2 separate regions of the Homo sapiens genome follow, and region 1 is linked to region 2. The links are chromatin loops, found by intact Hi-C in ENCODE. Cell type or tissue: adrenal gland. All regions are shown on one strand.

Region 1 (5,000 bases), 48 kb before region 2:
GGAGTGGTGGCTCACTCCTGTAATCCCAGCACTTTGGGAGGCCAAGGCAGGTGTATCACCTGAGGTCGGGAGTTCAAGACCAGCCTGACCAACATGGAGAAACCCCATCTCTACTAAAAATACAAAATTAGCCGGGCATGGTGGCACATGCCTGTAATCCCAGATACTTGGGAGACTGAGGCAGGAGAATCACTTGAACCTGGGAGGCGGAGGTTGCAGTGAGATGAGATCACAACATTGCACTCCAGCCTGGGCAACAGAGTGAGATTCTGTCTCAAAAAATAATTATAAATTGTTCTACTATAAAGATACACGAATGAGTGTATGTTCATTGCAGCACCATTCACAATAGCAAAGACATAGAATCATCCCAAATGCCCATCAGTGATAGACCAAATAAAGAAAATGTGGTACATGTAGACAATGGAATACTATGCAGCCATAAAAAGGGATGAACTCATGCTCTTCGCAGGAACATGGATGGAGCTGGAGGCCATTATCTTTAGCAAACTAACACAGGAACAGAAAACCAAATACTGCATGTTCTCACTTATAAATGGAAACTAAATGATGACAACACATGGACCCACATAGAGGGGAACAATACACACTGGGGCCTATCAGAGGGTGGAGGGTGGGAGAAGGGAGAGGATCAGGAAAAATAACTAATGGATACTAGACTTAATTCCAGAGTGATGAAATAATCTGTACAACAAATCCTTATGACACACATTTACCTATGTAACAAACCTGCACATCCTGCACATATACCCCTGAACTTAAAAGTTAAAAGAAAATGTAGTACATATTCACAATGGAGTACTGTTCCATCACAAAAAAGAATGAGATCTTGTCATTTGCAGCAGCATGAACGGACTGGAGATTATTATGTTAAGTGAAATAAGCCAGGCACAAAAAGACAAACATTTCATGTTCTTGCTTACTTGTGGGATCTAAAAATCAAAACAATTGAACTCACAGACATAGAAGAAGGATGCTTACCAGAGGCTCAGAGGGTAGTTGGGACTTGGGGGTGGGGTGGGGGAGATGGGTATGGTTAATGGGTCCAAAACATAGTTAGAGTCAATGAATAAGATCTACTATTTGATAGCACAACAGGACCACTATAGTCAATAATAACTGTACATTTAAAAATAAGGAAAAGAGTGTAACTGGGTTGATTGTAATACAAAGGATAAATGCTTGAGGGGATGGATACCCCATTCTCCATGATGTGCTTATTACACATTGCATACCTGTATCAAAACATCTCATGTACCCCATAAGTATATACACCTACTGTGTACCCACAAAAATTTAAAAATTAAGAATTTAAAAATATTAAAAATAGGCTGGGTGCGGTGGCTTAAGCCTGTAATCCCAGAACTTTGGGATGCCGAGGCAGGTGGATCACAAGGTCAGGAGATCGAGACCATCCTGGCTAACACAGGGAAACCCCGTCTCTACTAAAAATACAAAAAATTAGCTGCGCGTGGTGGTGGGTGCCTGTGGCCCCAGCTACTCGGGAGGCTGAGGCAGGAGAATGAAATGAACCCGGGAGGTGGAGCTTGCATTGAGCGGAGACCGCACCACTGCACTCCAGCCTGGGTGACAGAGCGAGACTCCGTCTCAAAAATAAAATAAAATAAAATAAAAATAAAAAGATAAATTTGCATATAGGCACCTTAAGAAGGTTTTTAAAAAATTTTTACACAGACTGGGTGCAGTGGCTCATGCCTGTAATCCCAGCACTTTGGGAGGCTGAGGTGGGCAGATCATGAGGTCAGGAGTTCAGACCAGCCTGACCAACAGGCGAAACCCCGTCTCTACTAGAAATATAAAAATTAGCTGGGCATGGAGGCGCATGCCTGTAACATGAATGTTTTATTTGCCTTAATTTATACATTCTATATTTACCATGAGCACAATAGTTATAAAGAGGCCCGGCCAGGCACGGTGGCTCAAACTTGTAATCTCAGCACTTTGGGAGGCTGAGGTGGGTAGATCACCTGAGGTCAGGAGTTCGAGACCAGCCTGGCCAACATGGTGAAAACCCCGTCTCTACTAAAAATGCAAACATTAGCTGGGCATGGTGGTGCACGCCTGTAATCCCAGCTACTCAGGCAGGAGAATCGCTTGAACCCGGGAGGTGGAGGTTGCAGTGAGCCGAGATTGTGCACTTGCACTCCAGTGCAACAAGAGCAAAACTCCATCTCAAAAAAAAAAGAAAAATTTACACAATTTCTGTCTTACAGAGAAGTTGCAAGATTATTACTAAGAATTCCTGAGTGCTCTCCATCTGGAATTACCCAAATATTAACATTTTACTGCGTTGCTTGCTTTTTTTTTTCTTTCTCAATACATTTTCTGAATTCTTTGAGAATAAGTTGCAGGCATGGTACCCTTTAGTACTTAAATACTTTAGTATATTCTTTAATATAACCATGCAACAATAATCAAATCAAGACATTAACATTGATCTAATTCTACTATCTGATATACAGACCTTATTCAGATCTAGCCAATTATTCCAATAATGGTCTTTATAACAGATGAAAGTCTTGGATCAGGCACTACATTCAGCTGTCACGGCCTTTTAGTCTCCATTATTCTCAAACATTTCCTCAGTCTTACCGTGTTTCATGATATGGACATTTTTGAAGAGTACAGATGACTCATTTACTAGAATGTCCCTCAATTTGGGGTTGTCAGACCGTTAAATTGAGGTTATACAACCTTTGTCAGGAATATCATTCAAGTGTTGTGCTCTGCTCAGTGCAGCGTGCTAGGAGGCACATGATGTTGATTCGTACCTTTGCTGGTGTTGCTGACTTTGGCCAATTGTCTAAGGTGGTGTGGTAGAGGTTCACTTCTGTATATTTCTTCTTAATATTTTAATTTGCTTTGTTGGGTCTTACAACAACAACAAAAAACAAATTCACATTTGCTAGGAGCTAAAGGTAAAAAATTAGAAAGCATTCCAGCAGGGATTACGTTTAAGAAAGTATTGTACAAACTAGAAAAGCCTTTAAATGAATGCAAAAAGTATTATTCTTATTTTTAGCAATGATTTTTCTTTTAACATTTCCTAGTAAAAAAAATGATTTAAGGTGAAAAAGTAAGTCTGTCTGCTTTTTCATCTGAATTTTGTCAGATAAAATAACCAAATGAAAAGAGAATCAATCCAAAGCCTGTATTTCCTCATAAAGAATAGTCTATTGTTCTCAGTCTTGTGATCTCCAATCATTCACTTACACCTTGAAAAAAATTACTTATAGTCTCTGAGTTTTAATTTCTTCTTCTATGAGAGAGACAGAGAGAGAAAGAGAGGAAAAAAAGAGAAAGAGAGAGGAGAGAGAGGACACTCAGGTTGCAGAATAGTTGAGAAGAATAGATATAAAATACAATGCACTTAGCATAACGCTTAGCAAGGTTAAGGTGAAAAGAAGGCAAATTACTGTGAAAGTAGCGCCCATCAGTACTTCGTGTGAGTCTCCATGAGGCAGGTAGATAAATATTTATTATTATCTGCATTTTATATGTGGCAATCATCTCCAAGATCACATAAATCAAACCAGTTATGAGGGTGGTACCTGCTTTGGGGTTGCCTTTTTATTGTTTTTTCTTCTACATTATGGCTATAACCTTGTGCTTTCTGCCTGAAGAATTCACTTCACATTTAAACGTATATACAGTTTTGTTTACATTTCTCATAGGTTCAATTCAGGTCAAAATGTGACCACACAAAAGGTAATAAGAGCCTCTATTTAATATCAGTTAAATCATCTGTTCTTTTATCTTCTGGGTTGAAAAATAAGTTCCCAATAGCAAGAAAGGTGACCTGAGTTCAACTGCAAAACAAAGTCATATATCAGTGCTGTAGGCACCAGCAATAAACATTTCTTTAATTTGAATTCAGGGGCATTCTCACCATCAGACTAGTACAATCAAAACAACATTGCTTTTCTACCGAGTAACCTTCACTTTGACCAGTGACCGTACAAACATGTATGATTCATTTCACTGAAAATATATCACCTTGAAAACCTCCCTGAGTGGCCAATAAGTTCATTTCTGTGACACTTAGTTTTCTGATTGCACCTTAACTTTTACCAAACTGTTTCTCAGATCTAGATCTTTGCCTTTTGAATACACTTGCCAAAGTATGAAGTAAAAGTTATTTTCTTTGGTTGTTTATTCTTTGGTTAGGTATTACATAATCCAGAAACCACAGAAAAACAGAACATTGTTAAAGTTAAACAGCTTAAGTTGCCTAATAACTTGCGAAAAGCCAAATTAATAGGAAAGAATGCCAATAGGAAGCTCTCAAGGCAGCTCCTATTCCTGGAATTTTCCGTCTCAGGAAATCCAGGCGTAGGATAGTAAAACCACTCAGACGTAATCACCCTGCCTTATTCCTCAGATGAGTTTCTCTCTCTCTCTCTCTCTCTGTCTCTTTTCTCTCTCTCCCCCACTCTCCCACTCCGCCCTTTTACTGTTTCCTGACTCATTTCCTCACACTTTTTGTGGAAACAAGTTAACATTAATTTTAAAAGTGAAAGCTGGATGCCTATGAATCTTAAAACAACTTTTGAGAAAAAAAAAAAACCTCTTTGTCCTTCTTCTTACATATAAATGCAGGTAATATTATGGGGTCTTTGCTTGCTTTACTTCTTTAGCAAGACAGGACCATTGTTATTAGGATTCTGCACTAAGCCATACTGACTTGATGTTCATCATCAAGGCCAGCTGTGGCTCCATTTATTTTATTTTATTTTTTATTATTTTTTGAGATAGAGTTTTGCTCTTGTCGCCCAGGCTGTAGTGCAGTGGTGCGATCTCGGCTCACTGCAACTTCCGCCTTCCAGGTTCAAGTGATTCAGCCTTCCAAGTAGCTGGGATTACAGATGTTCGCCACCACGCCCGGCTAATTTTTGTATTTTTATAGACATGGGATTTCACCATGTTGGCCAGACTGGTCTGGAACTCCTGACCTCAGG
Region 2 (5,000 bases):
ATTGAGCAATTACTGTGTACCAGCAACTTTGAAAAGTATTGCCTGGTTTCAATTCTCATAACAATTCTATTATGTAAGTATAATTACCCCATATTACAGATGAACAAACTAAAGCTCAGGCGAAGTTAAGAGATTTGTTCAAGATTACAAAACTAGTAAAAGGTAAAACCTGATTTTGAACCCAGGCATGAAGGAGGTACTCAATAAATTGAAGCACCTACTTTTTTTTACAATACATTTTTTCAATACAATACAATGCTATTTTTATAGTAGCGTTCTAATTACTGCTGAAAAGTCTCCTGAAGGTGTCACTTTCTTCATCAGAAATTTTCCAAAGGGAAAATAAGTTTGAATCTTCTGTGTAGACTTTGGAAAAGTATATTCAACATAAGTATTAATTTCTTAAAATTGAATACAGGCTCCACTTTGTCTGGTGAACATTTGCAGAAGATACACTCTGCAAGGATTATAGGGTGTAAGGGTTAAGGAAGGCTTCATAACATTGGATTGGACCTTCACAAATAGCCTGTAGACCAGCAAACATGAACAACAAATATGGGCTTAGCCCCTGAAATCTGTGTCCCTCTGAGAAAGTTTTATGATAAAGGAATGGCCTGTCACTGTGACATCATAGATGGGGAGGAAAAAGGAGAAGGGCTTCCTCTCCACGGATCTCCATAAATGATCCTTTATGCTATTTGCAGTTTGCAGAAAATGATTGCCAGAGACTAATGTCTGGGCAGCAGACAGGGTCATTGCTGCCATCTTGAAGTCTACCTTGCTGAGTCTACCCTGCTGACCTCAAGCCCCATCAAGGACTGGTTGACCCTGGCCTAGACAACCACCGTGTTTGTAACAGCACCAAGAGCAGTCACCATGGAAATCCACTTTTCAGAACCAAGGGCTTCTGGAGCTGAAGAACAGGCACCCAGTGCAAGAGCTTTCTTTTCAGAGGCACGCAAATGAAAATAATCCCCACACGCTACCTTCTGCCCCCAATGCCCAAGTGTGGTTAGTTAGAGAATATAGCCTCAGCCTATGATATGCTGCAGGAAACTCATATTTTGAAGTGGAAAGGATGGGAGGAGGCGGGGGAGACGTATCGTATTAATTATCATTCTTGGAATAACCACAGCACCTCACGTCAACCCGCCATGTGTCTAGTCACCAGCATTGGCCAAGTTCTATAGGAGAAACTACCAAAATTCATGATGCAAGAAACATGTGAGGGTGGAGAGAGTGACTGGGGCTTCCTCTCTGGATTTCTATTGTTCAGAAATCAATATTTATGCATAAAAAGGTCTAGAAAGAGAAACACCAAAATGACAATGTGATCTCTAGATGGTATGATTATGGGTACTTTTTTTCCTTTTTATTTTTCTATATTTTACAAATTTTCTACAGGGAATGTTATAAAAATATCCATGCTATCCATGTATAATTTTCATACAGATTTAAAGAACACAGCATTTTTATATAGTCTTATGAGAAAACAACCATACTCAAAATTATGCACACACACAGTCTGATCTCACCCCTGTAAACAAGAGATATCATCCAAAGGTTAAGTAGGAGGTGAGAATATAGCTGCTATTAGTGGTTGTTTTGTTTTGTTTTTGTGATTTACTTATTTAGTTTTTGGAGGGTTTTTTTTTTCTTTTAGAAAAGTGTTCTTTACTTTTCCATGCTTCCCTGCTTGCCTGTGTATCCTGAATGTATCCAGGCTTTATAAACTCCTGGGTAATAATGTAGCTACATTAACTTGTTAACCTCCCATCCACTTATACCCAGGACCTTACTCAATTTTCCAGGTTCCTTCCACCTCCTCCTGAAAGTATTTCTGGAAAATACTCAGAAGGGATCACAGGCTCTAGCCAGCAATTGGTGCTAACCTGGGCTAGTCCCTGTGGCACAAGCTCCACCACGACCATCCTTGTCAAACTCCACCTCAGTTGATAAGTTGTTGCCTGCTGCCATTACTGCCTGATCACAGGCAGCTTTCAACTCTGCACCTTGCCTCTCACAGCTGAAGCCTCCCATATTCAGCCATTTCCTGCTGAGATAGCTTACAGCTGATGTGAAGTGAAAAGGCATACCGCTCCCTCCTTTCTGTGTTATGCACACCTTCTTGCCCCAACAAGTTACAGAGACTTGTGAGCCTGCTTGTTCAGTGTAATCAAACCGAAGCTTGGCCAGAGCCAACTCATACTGAGTGAACTGGGACAGTGTCCAGGGAAAGTTTGCTCTTCCTGGAACCACCCTCGGGCCTTGTGGCTGATCCCAGTTTCTCGTCTCTTCCTTCTTGATCCTTTCCCACAGTTTGCTAGACATGCTCTCATATTTCTGAATCATATGTGACTGAGTGCCTTCCTTGGAAAGGTTTTGCATCTCCCAAGTCAATTCGAGGTGCAACTGGATGTTTACAGGTGGGGCAGGCAGGGGCAAGGAAATGTACCTAAGTCCATGGCCAGTCATATCTCAACTCAGGAGGCCCCAGCTTCACCTCCAACTACATATACTACGGGAATGTTTTTCTCTTGTAATTTAAAAGAGGAAGAAACAAAATAAACATTTGTTTAAAAGTAAATGAATGATCTATGTCAGGGTGTGTGGAAGAAATTTATTAACTCAAGTTTGCACCTTTGCATTTGAGGGACCTTGGCCAAATGTCCAAGGGTTACATGGCTGAGTACAGAACTGTGTGATTCTAGCTGGGACCTCTCATAAACAGTTAAGATATTTTGATTTAAAATGATATTGTCTTTCTATAGGAAGGAGTGAATCATCGTTCAATTTGATCCTCCCTTCAACCTTTGCAGTACCTTAGTTCAAATAACAGATTAAAATTGTCATTTTCTCATTTATTTCCCTAGGTAGTCAATTCAGCAGATTTTTTTTTTTTTTTTGAGATGGAGTCTCGCTCTGTTGCCCAGGCTAGAGTGCAATGGCACGATCTCAGCTCACTGCAAGCTCCGCCTCCCGGGTTCACACCATTATCCTGCCTCAGCCTCCCAAATAGCTGGGACTACAGGCGCCCGCCACCACGCCCAGCTAATTTTTTGTATTTTTTTAGTAGAGATGGGGTTTCACTGGGTTAGCCAGGATGGTCTCGATCTCCTGACTTTGTGATTCACCCGCCTCGGCCTCCCAGAGTGCTGGGATTATAGGCATGAGCCACCGCGCCTGGCCAATTCAGCAGATTTTTTCAGGGAAATAACGTCTCTTCCATCCCACTTGTTAAAACAAAACAAAACGGAAGAGAAGAAATGAGCAAAGCAAACAAACAAACAAACAAAACCCTTCTGGCTTTGTTTGGACCTTCTGTTTCCTGTTTTTCTCAATTAAACAATTATCAGCCTAAAGAGTTCTGGGTGGTTTGGGATGGGGTGTGTGTGGGTGTGTGTGTGTGTTTATAACATCAAGCAAGGATTTGTTGATGAGGGTGAGGAGCTCGTTGATAATGATCTGACTATTGCCATTGTTTACTTTCAATCAGAACAGGGAGAAAACCTTCAAAGAGTGTTTAAGGTCTCTACCAATAAATCCCTAGTTAGTGTAAACATTTAATGAGACAGCATTCAGATTTCTAGTGGCAACATGGTCCAGATTTTGCCAGCCAGAGGAGTAGAAATCAGATCAGTAACTAGAATCTATTTAGCTAGCCACAGCTAGAAACAGAACATGACCCCCTCCCAAATGACTTGGCTGTTTTTTATTTAGGATCCTAAAATGTAAACTGACTCCACTACCGACCTTGTATCTAGGTAGGTTTCCAGCTTCAAAATGGGATACATACCATGGCAGAACTGGAAGAGACCTCAGAATCACCATAGTGAACCGGCTCAAAACTATAAACAGACACAGGAGAATGGAAGCAACTTGTCAAGAAAAGCACAGCTGTTTAGTAAGGGAGGCAGGGAAGGACACTGTGACTCCAGATGCCTGAAGCACACCTGCATCCTTTCCACCATATCCAGCTGCTTACTTTTATTCTTTTTTTTTTTTTTTAAGGACAAAGGAGAGCATGCTTACTTTTATTTCAAACAGGAACTTACTCAATATGCCAAAACTTCTTTAAGTCTGCTATCAGTTTCTGTTGTCTTAACTTCCAAATGAACAAAAATAAAAAGCACTTATGCAAAATATTGTGTTATATTCCATCTCAACCCAGATGCAGGACAAGTACTCCAAAAGTGGCATTGCTTGTTTCTTAAAAGAAGATGACAGTTATTGGGACCCCAATGACGAAGAGAGTATGAACAGCCCCTGCTGGCAAGTCAAGTGGCAACTCCGTCAGCTCGTTAGAAAGGTAGGTAACCTCACCAGGTGACCTCACCAGCAGGCGGAGAAGGCCAGAAGAATTCCTTAAAGCAAAGGAATCTTTAAGATAATCAAGTCTAGACTCTTCATTTTACAAATAAGAAAACTTAGGCCCAGAGTATTTAAGTAATTTTCCCCAAATTCATAGAACTAGGAAAATGGGGCATAGCAGCAAAGGGCAGGACCTGGCCGACTCCTGGTCTAGAGTTCATTCCTCTGCCCCGGACAGCCTCCACATCTAGTCTAACCTTTTGATCTCACATTATGGAAACTGAGGCACACACAGGGTAATGAAGAGAAGGTCACAAAGTCATAAAGAATGTGTGGCATTGTTTTTCATTCAAAAGATAAAGAAGATCAAATAATGATATTTTATATTCTTCCCACATTGCTGATGTCTGGAATTAAATATTTGTTTTTGTATGCATATAGAGATAAAGAAAGAGGAAAATAAGAGGAAAGAAAGAGGAAAGGAAGGGAAGGGAAGAAAGAGATACTTTGAGAAATTGAAGGTGGTTTTTTCTTAATTTACAGCCAATAAATAACAAATTACAAAAAGTATCTGTTTATGGAAGTTGCTTAAACAGGACCTCCAGCAGAGACATGTTAGTTAACAGTTTATTTTACTAAATGTGGCAGAGTGACAGATCTAATCAAGTTTCTTCTCTTAGGCTCTTCCT

What was found. A loop is a pair of places that touch in the nucleus more often than their neighbours do. Peaks named below come from ENCODE experiments on the same cell type or tissue, not always from the same donor. Only the 100,000 strongest peaks of a DNase experiment are listed, where the experiment ranks them.
Region 1: it touches region 2 in a loop (2.0-fold over the local background); 12 of 110 quality-filtered maps call a loop at or near these places.

The regions. Positions count from the first base shown.
Region 1 is chr3:172,562,422-172,567,421 of GRCh38, reverse strand. All of the region lies in intron 3 of LINC02068 (long intergenic non-protein coding RNA 2068), which reads left to right. Among named protein-coding and RNA genes, the nearest start is that of LINC02068, 31 kb to the left of the region's middle. In adrenal gland, no CTCF peak of the experiment used is centred here; no DNase peak of the experiment used is centred here; H3K4me3 peaks cover 807 bases; H3K27ac peaks cover 1,457 bases.
Region 2 is chr3:172,514,170-172,519,169 of GRCh38, reverse strand. TNFSF10 (TNF superfamily member 10) reads left to right here. Exons shown (of 5, transcript NM_003810.4): 2 at 4,172-4,309. Among named protein-coding and RNA genes, the nearest start is that of TNFSF10, 6.8 kb to the left of the region's middle. In adrenal gland, no CTCF peak of the experiment used is centred here; a DNase peak (open chromatin) is centred at 2,089; H3K27ac peaks cover 1,108 bases.